Linked DNA regions of Homo sapiens: region 1 is linked to region 2. A link is an interaction called in ENCODE POLR2A ChIA-PET data of the cell type or tissue named here. Cell type or tissue: Caco-2. All regions are shown on one strand. Links, peaks and the distances in the headings refer to the core of each region. The heading gives the core; the rest is flanking DNA. Region 1 overlaps ATP2A2 (ATPase sarcoplasmic/endoplasmic reticulum Ca2+ transporting 2). Region 2 overlaps IFT81 (intraflagellar transport 81).

Region 1 (8,331 bases), core at 274-8,273, 140 kb after region 2:
GAGAGAGTTTAAGGAAACTAATTTTTTTTTTTTTTTTTTTTTTTTTTTTTTTTTTTGAGATGGAATCTCACTCTGTCGCCCAGGCAGGAGTGCAAGGGCGTGATCTCAGCTCACTGCAACCTCCGCCTCCTGGGTTCAAGCGATTCTCCTGCCTCAGCCTCCCTAGTAGCAGGGATTACAAGTGCCCGCCACCACACCCGGCTAATTTTTGTATTTTTAGTAGAGACAGGGTTTCACCATGTTGGCCAGGCTGGTCTCGAACTCCTGGCCTCAAGTGATCCGCCCGCCTCAGCCTCCCAAAGTGCTGGAATTACAGGTGTGAGCCACCATGCCCAGCCAGGAAACTAAATTTTATATGTTGCTATACCAGCTAATCATTCCAAAGAGAAACTGGGTAAGCATACATAGCAAATGCTAATGTGAGTCTTAAGTATCTAGAACACAAGAGCCAAATGAAATTGATATGGCAAATAAAAACATGGAGAAAATAACCCGCACATAGGCTGTGCTCAGTGGCTCATGCCTGTAATCTCAGCACTTTTGGGGGAGGCCAAGGCATGCAGATCACTTGAGTCCAGGAGTTTGAGACCAGCCTGGGCAACATAGTAAAACCCCATCCCTACAAAAAATACAAAAATTAGCTAGGCGTGGTGGTGCGTACCTGTAGTCCCAACGACTTGAAAAGCTGAGGTGGGAGGATCACCTGAGCCCAGGAGGTCGAGGCTGTGGCAGTGAGCTGAAATTAAGCCACTGCACTCCAGCGTGGGCAACAGAGTGAGACCCTGACTCAAAAAAAAAAAAAAGAGAAAGTGACCCACATGTTCACCTCTTAAGAAGCCACAGTAATTCTACATTATCTTAAGGCCAAGAAAATATTTCTCCGGATGGATGGAAACCAAAAGTAGTGAAGTTGTACATAATCTTATAAGAAATGAACGTCATTGTTTTTAAGCTTTCTGTATTATCTGCTGACATGAAAGTGAATCAAGCTATAATAGCCTAAGTCATTTCTGTTTTCTTTTTTTCTTTTTCCTTTTTTTTTTTTAAAGTAGAGACGGGATTTTACCATGTTGGCCAGGCTGGTCTCGAACTCCTGACCTCAAGTGATCTGCCTCCCTTGGCCTCCCAAAGTGCTGGGATTACAGGCATGAACCACCGTGCCCGGCCATGGTTTTGTGGGATGTTTTTTTGAGACAAGGTCTCCCTGTATTACCCAGCCTAGTCTCAAACTCCTGGGCTCAAGGGATCCTCTTCCCTTGGCCTCCCAAAGTGCTGGGATTACAGGCATGAGCCACCATTCCCAGCTAGAAGTCTTAGTTTTAGAATTTTGGGGCTTCTAGTATATGCCGCAGGGGTTATTTATTGACTTCTTAAGAACACTGTTTTCAGGGTTGTTTAAAACAAACTTTATGTATCTTGGTAACCCAGGGTTGATGAATAGCACCAGGAAATAAATATTCTCAGATGACTTCTGTCTTGTAGTATATACTCTGGAGCGAATCATCTTTTAAGATTTAAGTAGTGGAAGCAACACAATCTTAAAATTGCATTTGCTTTAGCACTTGTACAGAAATTGATAATTTTATTTCCTAAAATGAAGACTTAATAGCCAACAGGGTGCCAGCAATTTCAAGATTTACTCGGGAATAAAAAGAATAATTCTTAAACTTGACAGCAATTTAAAGGAAGAAAACTTTCAATTTAAAGGAAGGAAACTTTTACTTCAGACAGTTAACATGCAGTACTGAGATTTAGTAGCAGGTATAAACTGCTTTTGAAGCAGTTGAGTAAAAGGCAGAGTTGTGAAATAGATGAGTGGATTCATATAAGAACCTGGATTATGATCCTAGTTCTGCATGACATTGGACTATGTACATTAACCTCTGCAGAATTAGGTAATTGGAGTACTGTTTCAAGGAGCTTTCTTGCTCTAAAAAGTGTGATTTAGATAGTATGGCCATGAGTCCATGTGGACTTTTTTTTGCTTTTAGAAAGCTGTTGGGGTTGGAATTGACTGGCTTTAAACATTTAGCAAACATTAAATGCTCTTTAACACAAAACAGAGTAGTCAGTCTGCTGTAGAGCAGAGGAGTTGGCATACTATCTTTGTGGGTTGGTTGGTTGGTTCGTTTGTTTATAGACATGAGGTCTCACTGTGTCACTCAGGCTGGTCTTGAACTCCTGGCCTCAAGTGATCCTCCTGCCTTAGCCTGTAATCCCAGGTCTTTGGGAGGCGGAGGCGGGTGGATCACAAGATCAGGAGTTCAAGACCAGCCTGGCCAAGATGGTGAAACCCCCGTCTCTACTAAAAATACAAAAATTAGCCGGGTGCAGTGGCAGGCACCCGTAACCCGTAATCCCAGCTACTCGGTAGGCCGAGGCAGGAGAATTACTTGAACCCAGGGGGCAGAGGTTGCAGTGAGCCAAGATCGCGCCACTGCACTCCAGCCTGGGGGACAGAGCGAGACTCCATCTCAAAAAAAAAAAAAAAAAAAAAAAAAAACGCTGGGATTATAAGTGTGAGCTATAGCGTCCAGCTAATATTTTGGGTTTTGTGGGCCACAACAATCTCTGTACCAAAGTCTTTTGTAAAATATGAAAAGAGAATTGTTTAAAAAAAAAAAAAAAAAGGTGTTGGCTGGGTGCAGTGGCTTATCCCTGCAATCCTAGCATTTTGGGAGGCCATGGCAGGAGGATCACTTGAGCCCAGGAGTTTGAGACCAGCCTGGGCAACATATTGAGACCTTGTCTTTACAAAAAAAGTTTTAAAAACTTGCATAGTGAGGCTGGGAGCCATGGCTCATGCCAGCACTTTGGGAGGCTGAGACGAGGTTCACTTGAGCTCAGGAGTTTGAGACCAGCCTGGGCAACATGGAAAGACCCCGTCTCTAAAAAAATAAAAAATGAAAATTTGCTGGGCATGTTGACGTGCTCCTGTAGTCCCTGCTTCTCGGGAGGCTGAGGTGGGAGGATCAGTTGAGCCTGGGAGGTCAGGGCTGCAGTGAGCTCAGATCGTGCCAGTATGCTCCAGCCTGGGTGACAGAGTGAGACAGAGTAAAACTCTGTCTCCCAAAAAAAGTTCGGGGGGTGGGGAGCCTTAAGATTTTGCACACTGCTTAGATCAATGTTTCTCTAACTTCATGTGTGCAGGAATTACCTGGGGATGTTGTTAAAATGTATGTTTTGATTGGTTCAGTCTGAAATGGGGCCTGATTATTCTGCATTTCTAATAAGCTCCCAGGTCAATAATTTGAGTAGCAAGGCTCTAGAGCAGATCTTAATCATTTCTAGATCACAGTCCCTTTGAGAATTAATGAAATTTATGGACTTTCTTCCCCAAAAACATATATTGAAAATCTTGTGTGCAACTTCAGGAGGTTCATTTGTCCTCCTCCTCAGAAAGTCCACCTCAGGATTCTAGCTATTTAGTTTTGAAAACTGAAGTACAGGCCGGGCATGGTGGCTCATGCCTGTAATCCCAGCAATTTAGGAGGCCAAGGCAGGCGGATCATTTGAGCCCAGGAGTTCGAGACCAGCCTGGCCAACACTGTGAAATCCCATCTTCACTAAAAATACAAAAATTACCCGGGTGTGGTGGTGGATGCCTGTAATCCTAGCTACTTGGGTGGCTGAGGCACGAGAATCGCCTAAACCCAGGAGATGGAAGCTGCAATGAGCCTAGATTGCACAACTGCATTCCACCCTGAGGGACAGAGCGAGACTCTGTTGCAAAAAAAAAAAAAAAAGAAAACAAAACAAAAAAGAAAAATTGCTTTAGTTGTTCTGTAAATCCTGGAAGCTATACCTCTGTTTCCAAAGCCAAGGTATAAATTATTACTCTAGAAAACGGATAAGCAGAAGAGCAAAATAGTCTAAAACAAAAATCAGCATAGAGAGTTTTTGAGTTTGAGAGCCCCTGAGCACTGTCAGAATAGCTAAGACATTAAGAACTGTGAGAAATGAGAGTTCTCCTCAACCATCAGACCATGATAGGCCAGTTGATCTTGAAGCCTGACCTGATTTCATGGGGCTGGCATTTCCTTCCTGATTTCCTGTAATCACCTCCTCTCTACTCCCCATGATTCAGTGGTAGTCACAGTACCAGGAAGTGCCAACCTTTTCATTCTTGCTACTGAGATGAAGATTTTGGAAAAAGGAGAAGAAACCATGTGGTTTGGGAACCACCTTTCCTTTTTTTTTTTTTTTTTTTTTTGATACGGAGTCGCTCTGTCGCCCAGGCTGGAGTGCAGTGGAATGATCTCGGCTCACTGCAAGCTCCGCCTCCTGGGTTCACGCCATTCTCCTGCCTCAGCCTCCCCGTTAGCTGTGACTACAGGCACCCACCACAATGTCCGGCTAATTTTTTGTATATTTTAGTAGAGATGGGGTTTCACCATGTTAGCCAGGCTGGTCTCAAACTCCTGACCTCAAGTGCTTCATCTGCCTTGGCCTCCCAAAGTGCTGGGATTACAGGTGTGAGCCACCGCTGCTGGCCATGGGAACCACCTTTCCTAAGCATTAACACCAAACCACCTAGATGGGCAGATTTAACTGTGACCAACTTTTATATTAAAAGATAATGGAACTTTTTTTTTTTTTTTTTTTTTTGAGACAAAGTCTCGGCTCTGTCACCCAGGCTGGAGAGCAGTGGTGCAATCTTGGACCACTGGAACCTCTGCCTCCTGGGTTCAAGCGATTCTTCTGCCTCAGCTTTCCCATTAGCTGGAATTACAGGTGTGCACCACCCCACCTGGCTATTTTGTATTTTTTTTTTAGTAGAGACGGGGTTTCACCATGTTGGCCAGGCTGGTCTTGAACTCCTGACCTCAAGAGATCCACCCACCGTCAGCCTCCCAAAGTGTTGGGATTACAGGCATGAGCCACTGTGCCCGGCCGATAATGGAACTTTTGAAAACCAAGGGCTTGGTGGCCGGGTACACTGGCTCATGCCTGTAATCCCAGCACTTTGGAGGCCGAGGCGGGCAGATCACCTGAGGTCAGGAGTTCGAGACTAGCCTGACCAACATGGAGAAACGCTGTCTCTACTAAAAATTCAAAATTAGCTGGGCATGGTAGCGCTTGCCTGTAATCCCAACTACTTGGGAGGCTGAGGCAAGAGAATCACTTGAACCCAGGAGGCAGAGTTTGTGCTGAGCTGATATCGTGCCATTGCACTCCAGCCTGGGCAGCAAGAGTGAAACTCTGTCTCAAAAAAAGAAAAAAAAAAAAAAAGTAAAACAAAGGGCTTGGCATTATCAGTGCCAGAAAAATACAAGATTGAGAGAATGGGGAAACAGGAGGGACATAAACTTGGTGGGAGTATACATTTGTATGCAAAAGTAAAAGATAACAGACGAAGATGTTAACCCTGTAACACCGTAAAAGGAAATGTTAGAAATAACTAGATAGCCATAAAAATAGAGGATGATTCATTTAGTTCATGGTATGGTTGTGAAATACTGTGGCCTTGAACAAGTACCTTTTAGTGTCTCATTTTCCTCATCTATAAACAGGGAGGGAGTAAAGATAATAGATCCCTCCTTAGAGTTGTGAAGATTGAATTAGTAACCTGTGAAGCTGTTCCAGCAGTACCTGGTCTAGAAATAATAGTCTCAAAATTTCATTGCTTATTATTACTATACAGCCACTTTTTAAAATGAGACAGGTATGTATAAATATAAAAGGTCTAATATTGTTTTAGTGAATGTTGTACATAAAGAGATGTCCAGAAAATCCAGAAGATACACTTTTTTTTTTTTTTTTTGGAAATGGAGTCTCGCTCTGTCGCCCAGGCTGGAGTGCAGTGGCATGATCTCAGCTCACTGCAAGCTCCGCCTCCTGGGTTCATGCCATTCTCCTGCCTCAGCCTCCCAAGTAGCTGGGACCACAGGCACCCGCCACCATGCCCGGCTAATTTTTTGTATTTTTAGTAGAGACGGGGTTTCACCATGTTAGCCAGGATGATCTCGTTCTCCTGACCTTGTGATCCGCCTGCCTCAGCCTTCCAGAGTGCTGGGATTACAGGCGTGAGCCATCGCGCCCGGCAATATACTGTTAACTGTATATATATCTGTTGAAAGAGGGGAAGAAGAATGGTGTTTGACCTTTTAAACGTGCATTTTTCTTTTGTGATAAAAATCTCTGTTGGTAGGTAGGCTGGAGTACTCTAACATTGCTTAGTGCATGGTTGCCTTTGCAACATCTAATGAATTGGTTACCTTTCTACCCCCATAACTCTAGTAACTGGAAACTTGCTTAATGATCAGTGTCATTTTTTTAGTCAGTTCATTATAAAATATTCCTTATGAGCTAAAATATATTTTGTCTGTTGTGTATGTTAGCTTTTTTAATTTGGAGCCACATAGAAATCTGATTTATCACCAGTTTAGATCTGAAGGGGAGCTTATGAAACCTTATTTTAGGGGATGAGAAGACTAAAACTCAGAGTTTGTAACTTATCCAGGAGCATGTGGCAGTTTGTGGCAGTACTAGGACTGTCAAATGTTAGCAGTATAGCGTATCCTAAAATTTTTATTTTTGGCCGGGTGCGGTGGCTCACGCCTGTAATCCCAGCACTTTGGGAGGCCTAGGTGGGTGGATCACTTGAGGTTGGGAGTTCGAGACCAGCCTGGCCAACGTGGTGAAACCCCATCTCTACTAAAAATACAAAACTTAGCCGGCCGCATCGGCACACGCCTGTAGTCCCAGGTATTTGGGAGGGAGGCAGGAGAATTGCTTGAACCCAGGAGGCGGGGGTTGCAGTGAGCTGAGATCACGCCACTGTGCTCCAGCCTGGGTGACAGAGCAAACAAACAAAATTAGCTTGGTGTGGTGGTGGGCACCTGTAATCCCAGCTACTCGGGAGGCTGAGGCAGGAAAATCGCCTGAACCTGGGAGGTGGAGGTTACAGTGAGCCGAGATCATGCCACTGCACTCCAGCCTGGGCAACAAAGCTAGTCTCCATCTCAAAAAGTAAAATAAAATAAAATGTTTATTTCCAAGTTAGTCTTAGCATTTGTTTCAAACGCTTTACCATCTTGGTAGTTCTCTTTGGTACCCAGATTGAATGCAGTTATGTAAATGGAGTCTGGTTGTCATTCTAGACATTTTTTGTCTTCTGACAGTCTATGGAAATTTCTTTGGCAGTCTTAATTACTCTACCAGCTAAAACTACAGTCTTTCTTAGGTGTTCTTCCCATCCCCCCATTCCTAAATTTCTAGACTTTTACTGGCATAGATTATTTTGGTTTTAGTCTAAACGTAGAATTTAAGCAACTACCATTATTGAACCTCATTTAGCTTAACCAAAGCTGTTATCTCTTTGGACCCTGATTTTTTATTGTTTCTAGCTTCGTGATGTTCTTCAACTTGGTAATTAGAAGTCTTTTGCTACATGTATACTAAAGGAAATATGTGTGCCAAATGCTTTATTCATTGACAGATATTTTATTTGACACCCACTGTGTGCCAGGTATAGTGGTAGGGCTAGGAAATCAGTGATGTCTGAGTGACTCTGCCTTTATGGAGCTTTTGGTTTTAGTGGGGAAGATTCATGAAGACCATGCGAGTGTAAGGAAAGGACAGGATGCTCTGTGGGCACACAGTGAGGGATGCCAGCCTAATCTGGGAGTTAGAGGAAAGCCTTACTATTTATGGGAGAAGAAAGGGTATGTGAAGGCCCAGAAACAAGTTAGAGGAACTGAAGAGCATAGTGTGTGATGCTCAGAGGGAGGTGAGAGGGTGACAGGCAAACAGCACTTGGGTCATGGAGGCTGTTATAAGCCCGGGTTGGGATGCCAAAGAAGCTGTTGAAAGATTTTAAAACAGGAGGAGATCACGTTTGCCATTTTAAAGACAGTACTGTCTAAGAAACAGATTGGGAGCAAACCACAGTAGTATAATGGGGTATTGTGTAATGTTCCTTCCCTGTTCACCGTGAGGCCTGGAAGTAGTTTAAAGTAGTCAAGTAGAGCTTCTCAAATGAAGAATTTCATTCAGTCTCTGCTAAACTACAAAATTTATGACTCAAATTGGAAACACGGTGAAAATTTTGAGTCACAGTTAAATGTTTAAGTAGTTTAAGATAAATCTGTTATGCCTTGTGTTTCCTAGGAGCCATTTAGATTCAAAAACAACAGTGGCATTTAGAAGGTAATTTCTGGTCTTAAATAGTGTTTTTCTTATAAAAGATTTTAATAACTGGTGTTTGCCACAATAAATTAGGTTTTTAAAATGCATAATACAATTGATTAATAAAAAGGATTTTTTAAAAAAATAATGCTGATTTTTGGTTTGTTTGGGTTTTTTTTGAGATGGAGTCTCACTGTGTCA
Region 2 (8,331 bases), core at 113-8,112:
GCACCTGGTTTCCTCCAAATTTCACCCCATGTGCCTTTTCCCTCTGCGATTTTGCTTGGTATTCAGTGTAATAAATCATAGCTAAGAGTATGACTGTATACTTTGAGTTCTCCCAGTGAATCACTGAATCTAGAGATGGTCTTGGGGACCCCTGACACAGATGGATTAGTGTTATTTTTTTTGTTTATGAGAAAGCCAAATTAGGACCAATGAATGGTGATTAGAATGAAATATTTGATTGACTTCAGAGAAAAATGTCTACCACTTGAGCTTTCTTCAGTAATGGAGCAGCCTGACAGTCTCACTCTGTCACTCAGGCTGGAGTGCACTGACATGATCTCAACCCACTGCAACCTCCGCCTCCCGGGTTCAAGCGATTCTCATGCCTCAGCCTCCCAGGTGGCTGGGATTGCAGGTGCCCACCACCATGCCCGACTAATTTTTGTATTTTTAGTACAGACGGAGTTTCACCATGTTAGCCAGGCTGGGCTTGAACTCCTGACCTCAAGTGATCCGCCCACCTCGGCTTCCCAAAGTGCTGGGATCACAGGCTTGAGCCACCTCACCCAGCCCAGATAAGGGACATTTTTGAAGTAATGTGTGCACTAAGTAGAAGAACATTGGATCTGTATTTTGGGTTGGGTTTTTTAATCTTTATTTATTTTATTTATTTATTTTTTGAGATGGAGTCTTGCTCTGTTGCCCAGGCTGGAGTGCAGTGGTGCGATCTTGGCTCACTGCAAGCTCTGCCTCCCGGGTTCACGCCATTCTCCTGCCTCAGCCTCCCGAGTAGCTGGGACTACAGGTGCCCGCCACCATGCCCGGCTAATTTTTTTGTATTTTTAGTAGAGATGGGGTTTCACCATGTTAGCCAGGATGGTCTCAATCTCCTGACCTCATGATCCACCCGCCTTAGCCTCCCAAAGTGCTGGGATTACAGGCGTAAGCCACTGTGCCTGGCCAGGTTTTTTAATCTTAAAAAATCTGATTATGCCAGGCATTGTGGTTCATGCCTGTATTATTTTTTAAATACCTGGTGAGAAACTTAAATTTGCCATTTAATCTGGTAGCCTTCAGCTACCTCTTTTGGCGTGATTTTTGCTGTTTCATAGGCAGCAATCTCAGCTTGAAGACTTTCTCTCATTTACTGGAAGGACGAAGAATAGAACATGTGCCTCTTGTAAGTAGTGCCAGTAGCTAGTGATTTTACCATCTTAGTCACCTTGATCTCTCTGATTCTCTGCTTTCATAATTTGAAAGAGCAAACAAAAAATCAGTCCCAATGATATGCAGTACTAGTACCCTTCCCAGAGTGGTCATTCAGATGAATGCATGCCTTTGGGATCTGAATTTTTTTTATAGCAATAAATGTACCTCCAGTTAAGGTTCCACTGGAACTCATGCAATGAAAGGTCATCCTTGGTTTATGGTGTATGGGAGTATTATAGTCCATTGTGTTTTCTCCCCTGACCATCACAAGAAGCTCAGCTGTTTTGTAGTTACAGCTACTTTTAAAATATGCTTGGTCAAATAATATTTATAAGCAGCTTTAGAAAGGGCCAGCCAATTCATTCTACAGCTACTGACAAATCTTAGAGCTAAATTGGAAAGATTATGAAATCTTCTTTAAATACTTCAAAGAGAAGCACAATGAAGATAAGGGAATCCTGGCAAGATGTGCTGCAGCTGTCAGGTCCTGAAAAATTAGGAATCAAATTTTGACACTTGTAATTGAATCATCCACCCTTCTAAGTGAGCCTAGGCAAACCTGTGATATTTTTAGAACCTTTCAAATCACATTGTACTCTTTAGAGTTCATAGCAGGACCTGAGGCCCCTAAAATTTCCCAAGAGAAAGAACAAAACAGAATCAAATAAATTTGGCTCAGTTCACTGTAATAGAAGTGTAGTGTATTATGCATGCAGTCTAGGTAATGCCACACTTTTAACCCCAAATTTTAAAAGTTTTCATGGATTTTTTTTTTTTTTCTGGAGAATTAACTGCTTGGACAGCAGTGGAAGCACCCGTTAGAGATAGTAACAGCTGTGTGGTGGTGATTTGATTTATAATAGAAGCACAGAGACCTTGGATGGTGTGATTAACTGTGTTCCACAGATGGATGTTCCTGTGTCACAAATTTCATTTAATACAGATTTCTACCCGCATATATCATATCGATTATTACAGACTCTCTTAAAAGACTGAGCAGTTAACTAGCCACTACCATATGTAGATAATTACATTGCTTATGCTTGACTTGGTGAGATTTTCTAATTTACAGTTGAAAATGTGCCACTAACAGGTTAGAAAAGGTTAGAATAGTATTTTTATGTGTATTTATGTGGGACTAGTTATGATGCGTGATTTTAAAAGACTGTCATTTTAGCAAATAACAAAGGCTGCTTTGAACATTTTCTCTTGCCTTAAAACAAAGAGCAACTCTGAGACCAGACTTCAGGGAATCCAAATAATTTATTGGAGCGTGACATGATGGCCTTTTCAGGTTTTCTTCAAGTCTGAAGTTCTGTCTAGAGCACAAGACACTGACAAATGAGCAGAAAGACTGTGGGCTTTGTGTATATTCATGCCACTCCTAAACAGTTGGTTCTATCTCATCTCGTGCCTAACTCCCTTGGGCCAATTCCTGTAGTTGTCTATGCTTATACATCGTTTGATGAAATAACTGACAAAGATGTGATTTAATTAAGAAATGGAAAATAGCATGGATGTTGGACTAGCAGGATTTGAAGACAAAAGTGTTCATTCTAGTTATTTTTTCTAACTTACTGAACTTTGGTAAGTAGTATTAATTTCTCTGTAGGTTTCCTAGTGCTTTTTTATTTTAAAAAATGGTTCTGGCCAGACGTGGTGGCTCAGGCCTGTAATCCCAGCACTTTGGGAGGCCGAGGCAGGAGGATCACCTGAGGTCAGGCGTTCTAGACCAGCCTGGCCAACGTGATGAAACCCTGTCTCCACTAAAAATAGAAAAATTTGCCTCTGCCTCTGCCTCTGCCTCTGCCTCCTCTGCCTCCTCTGCCTCCTCTGCCTCTGCCTCTGCCTCTCCCCATGGTCTCCCTCTCCCCACGGTCTCCCTCTCCCCACGGTCTCCCTCTCCCTCTCTTTCCACGGTCTCCCTCTGATGCCGAGCTGAAGCTGGACTGTACTGCTGCCATCTCGGCTCACTGCAACCTCCCTGCCTGATTCTCCTGCCTCAGCCTGCCGAGTGCCTGCAATTGCAGGCGCGCGCCGCCACGCCTGACTGGTTTTCGTATTTTTTTGGTGGAGACAGGGTTTCGCTGTGTTGGCCGGGCTGGTCTCCAGCTCCTAACCGCGAGTGATCCGCCAGCCTCGGCCTCCGGAGGTGCCGGGATTGCAGATGGTGTCTGGTTCACTCAGTGCTCAATGGTGCCCAGGCTGGAGTGCAGTGGCGTGATCTCGTGTCGCTACAACCTCCACCCCCCAGCCGCCTGCCTTGGCCTCCCAAAGTGCCCAGAGTGCAGCCTCTGCCCGGCCGCCACCCCGTCTAGGAAGTGAGGAGCGTCTCTGCCTGGCCGCCCATCGTCTGGGATGTGAGGAGCCCCTCTGCCTGGCTGCCCAGTCTGGAAAGTGAGGAGCGTCTCCGCCCGGCAGCCGCCCCGTCCGGGAGGGAGGTGGGGGTCAGCCCCCGCCAGGCCAGCCGCCCTGTCCAGGAGGGAGGTGGGGGGGTCAGCCCCCCACCCGGCCAGCCGCCCCGTCCAGGAGGTGAGGGGCGCCTCTGCCCAGCTGCCCCTACTGGGAAGTGAGGAGCCCCTCTGCCCGACCAGCCGCCCCATCCGGGAGGGAGGTGGGGGGGTCAGCCCCCCGCCCGGCCAGCCGCCCCGTCCAGGAGGGAGGTGGGGGGGTCAGCCCCCCGCCCAGCCAGCCGCCCCGTCCGGGAGGGAGGTGGGGGTTCAGCCCCCCACCCGGCCAGCCGCCCCGTCCGGGAGGTGAGGGGCGCCTCTGCCCGGCCGCCCCTACTGGGAAGTGAGGAGCCTCTCTGCCCGGCCAGCCACCCCGTCCGGGAGGGAGGTGGGGGGGTCAGCCCCCCGCCCGGCCAGCCGCCTCGTCCGGGAGGTGAGGGGCGCCTCTGCCCGGCCGCCCCTACTGGGAAGTGAGGAGCCCCTCTGCCCGGCCACCATCCCGTCTGGGAGGTGTGCCCAACAGCTCATTGAGAACAGGCCATGATGACAATGGTGGTTTTGTGGAATAGAAAGCGGGGAAAGGTGGGGAAAAGATTGAGAAATAGGATGGTTGCCGTGTCTGTGTGGAAAGAAGTAGACATGGGAGACTTTTCATTTTGTTCTGTACTAAGAAAAATTCTTCTGCCTTGGGATCCTGTTGATCTGTGACCTTATCCCCCAACCCTGTGCTCTCTGAAACATGTGCTGTGTCCACTCAGGGTTAAATGGATTAAGGGCAGTGCAAGATGTGCTTTGTTAAACAGATGCTTGAAGGCAGCATGCTGGTTAAGAGTCATCACCACTCCCTAATCTCAAGTACCCAGGGACACAAACACTGCGGAAGGCCTCAGGGTCCTCTGCCTAGGAAAACCAGAGACCTTTGTTCACTTGTTTATCTGCTGACCTTCCCTCCACTATTGTCCTATGACCCTGCCAAATCCCCCTCTGTGAGAAACACCCAAGAATGATCAATAAAAAAAAAAAGAAAGAAAAAAAAAGAAAAATTAGGCCGGGCACGGTGGCTCACGCCTGTAATCCCAGCACTTTGGGAGACTGAGGCGGGTGGATCATGAGGTCAGGAGATCGAGACCATCCTGGCTAACACAGTGAAACCCCATCTCTACTAAAAATACAAAAAAATTAGCCAGGCATGGTGGCGGACGCCTATAGTCCCAGCTACTCGGGAGGCTGAGGCAGGAGAATGGCGTGAACCCGGGAGGCGGGGCTTGCAGTGAGCCAAGATCGCGCCACTGCACTCCAGCCTGGGCGACAGAGCAAGACTCCGTCTCAAAAAAAAAAAAAAAAAAAAAAAAAAAAAATTAGCCGGGTGTGGTGGTGTGCCTGTAATCCCAGCTACTTAGGAGGCTGAGGCCAGAGAATTGCTTGAACCTGGGAGGCGGAGGTTGCAGTGACCCGAGATTGCACCATTGCATTCCAGCCTGGGAGACAAGAGCAAGACTCCGTCTCAGAAAAAAAAAAAAAAAAAAAATGGCTTTGTGTTTCTTAAACAATGTAAAGTGCTTATTATATGATAGTCTTGTCAAGTCTTCACAGCTAATTACTTTGAAAATCATTTTCATGCCAGATATTGAGGGAGAAAATTTGCAGCAGGAGCAGTAATTCTTGTTTCACATAAATATCTAGAATGATGCCTGGAATCCAATAATTCTTTTGAGTTCCTGATAAGCGAAAAGCATTTATAAATGGTTACATTCTTAGAGAAATAAACTGCCTATCCATTACAAAAGCTAGCCCAGATTCTGATCATTACTCTTAAAGGTTGTAAAACATACTAAATACACAAAAGGAAAAAGAACATCTGTCAATTTCCATTTTGATCACAGGGGAGCCGAGTCTTTAAAATTGGTCCTGAAGCCAGAAGCTAGCACTATAAAGCATTAGTCCATTACAAAACCCAAATGCACGCAGAGATAAAGATTAGAGTTTCACACAACTGAGTACTCTCTCAGCACCTGCTAGCATAAACCATAAAGTATTAATCTTATTTGATCTCAGCATCTAAAATGATAGCTGCTCTTTCATAGAAGACTAATTTAGATTACAAATGTATATGGGTACAAATGATTAGTAATAGCTGCTATAATGGGCTTCCCTGCCCAGTAGCAAGCTTTGTAGTTTACTTTACTGACAAATTCATTTGGTTTACCTGTTATGATACACTATGGGAAGCTTTTTCCTTAATGTTCTAAGGATTTGTTGCTTACCTCCTATGCCTTTAAAAATTATTTTTTTCCTTTATAGCTAAAGGTGACTGGCTGAGAGTTCTTTATAATATCTTGCCCAGCTACTGCAAAGGCTGAGTGGATTAATATTTTGGCACACTCACAATATTTGTGGCACGTGCATGTACCAGAGCATACCCCATTTAGGAAGGTCTGCTCTGGAGCAGTGCTACTCAAAGTGTGGTCTGAAGACTAGTTTCAGTCCAGAGACTGTTAGTTTCTTCTAATCTGCAGCCATATAAATTGAGAGGAAACATTTAGAAACCCTTATAGTCATTTGATCTCGGTATTTTCGTTATTTTACAAAAGTATCTGATGCACATATGTTTAGAAATTTTTTAAAAAACTCGTCCTTTAACAGATAGTTTGAAAAGTCCTGCTACTTGTAAAAGTGGAGTTGGTGAGCCATAGAATATGTATAGTGTCTGCTTCAGTAGACAAGCCAAGTTGTTTTCCAGACCATTGCTCTAAATTATATATCTCCCTCTCTACTTCCTCCACATCATCACCAACACTTGGTATTGAAAGATTTTTTATTTTTGCCAGTTGGGTAGGTGTGAAAATGGTATCTCATTGTTTTATTTATTTATTTATTTATTTTTAGACAGAGTCTGTCTCTGTTGCCCAGTATCTTCTCTGGCATTGAGAAATTTGGCTCCCTTTTTCTATATTGCATTTATTTATTTGCTCAATCAATAAACTTGCTTGTTTGCTCAATTTAAATAATCTATCAACTACTCCAGCCTCCTTCTTTACACACCAATCCTGTGTCCCCATCCCACCAACCACATTTTCACCCTCTGTGTCTATGTTTCCACGACTCCTCACTCACCCCTCTGTGTCCTCAGCTGCCAGGCCTGCTAGCCTATGTCTCTGTGTGTTTCCTCAGCCCCTAATCCCATCATTGCATATCCTTGGCCATTCAGCCTGTTGACCTGTACCTCCATTAACTCCCCCTACTACCCTGTGTCCCCAGTCACCAGCCTCCTGGTCCACACTTCTGATACAACTTCCCAAGCCCCCTCATTTCCCAGTATCTTTGACCTCCGGACCCTGTACCCCGCCATGCCTCTATGCAACCTTACTGGCACCTCCATGCAGCTCTCTATTTACTGCCTACCTCTCCAGCTACCATTTTGACCCCTGTAAACCAGGAATGGAAGGGAAAAGGAGGGCAATTTTTACTCTTATTCTCATCTGAGTGTACAGCAGAGTTTACCAGAGGCTTCACAAATGATCAGGCCATTGCTCTGGCCGCTAATGGAATGAGTACTTGTGTTTTATAAGTCTGAAGATTTAGCTTCAATGTGTTCATCAGTTTTGTTTTTTGTATGACATTGAAGATCCAAAAATAACCTAAAATCCAAATGATAATTAAAAGAAACCACCAATGGAAGAAAAAACATTGATAATGTGTTTTCTTTTTTCTAATTAATTCTGGAATAGTAGAGCCCTTAGAATGCTTTGATGGCCACCTATTGCTTAATCGTATGTAACTGTGATTGATCTGACCCAGACTACTCTTCCATTAGTTATTATATATAATGAATATCAAATAATAACCAATCAGCATAGAACACACTCAGTAATTTGTAGGTTTGTTCTTTCATCAAAAACATTTATAGCTTTCAGCTTTTAAAAATAGTTCTGGAGTACAGCAAGATAGAGAAGGGGAAAATTGGCCTCTATATTACAGAGGATAGCAGATGAACAGGGTTGATTTCATTTTGGGCACTTTGCCCAGGACACTTTTAATAGCATATATAGTTACTCTAGGGATTCTGAATCTGTGGTTATGTCAGGCTTACACATTTATTCTTTAAAAGGAAAATTTGCAAGTTATTAGACTTCAGGTACATTAGTATGACTTAAATTTTTAATTTTTAAAGAAGTTTCTGTAACGCAGTCATTGAAAATTTGTGGTGTGAGGGCTGGATTCCTTAATATTAAAACTAACCTAATCATGGATAGAAAAATATTTTAAACTTTCTTCTTCTAAAACACAGTGTGTTCCTCAGTTCTTTCAAAGTTTGTTTTTTTGTTTTGTTTTGTTTTGTTTTGTTTTGTTTGAGACAGAATCTCGCTCTGTCGCTCAGGCTGGAGTGCAGTGGCACAATCTCGGCTCACTGCAACCTCTGCTTCCCAGGTTCAAGCAATTCTCATGCCTCAGCCTCCCTAGTAGCTGGGATTACGGGCACACACCACCACGCCCAGCTTATTTTTTGTATTTTTAGTAGGGACGGAGTTTGGCCATACTGGCCAGGCTGGTCTCAAACTCCTGAGCTCACGCAGTCCCCCCACCTCAGCCTCCCAAAGTGCTAGGATTACAGGTATGAGCCACCGCACCTGACCAGCTCTTTCAAAGTTTAAGTCAAATTTTAAAAGATGTC

What was found. Peaks named below come from ENCODE experiments on the same cell type or tissue, not always from the same donor. Only the 100,000 strongest peaks of a DNase experiment are listed, where the experiment ranks them.
Region 1: POLR2A ChIA-PET joins it to region 2 with 10 read pairs; 4 of 35 experiments call an interaction of 5 or more read pairs at or near these places.

What each region holds. Positions count from the first base shown.
Region 1 is chr12:110,309,120-110,317,450 of GRCh38, forward strand. All of the region lies in intron 5 of ATP2A2 (ATPase sarcoplasmic/endoplasmic reticulum Ca2+ transporting 2), which reads left to right. Among named protein-coding and RNA genes, the nearest start is that of ATP2A2, 32 kb to the left of the region's middle. RefSeq lists an enhancer at 5,514-5,593. In Caco-2, for the core only: no CTCF peak of the experiment used is centred there; no DNase peak of the experiment used is centred there.
Region 2 is chr12:110,169,291-110,177,621 of GRCh38, forward strand. The region is part of intron 11 of IFT81 (intraflagellar transport 81); the gene reads left to right. Among named protein-coding and RNA genes, the nearest start is that of IFT81, 49 kb to the left of the region's middle. RefSeq lists an enhancer at 3,017-3,797. In Caco-2, for the core only: no CTCF peak of the experiment used is centred there; a DNase peak (open chromatin) is centred at 5,101.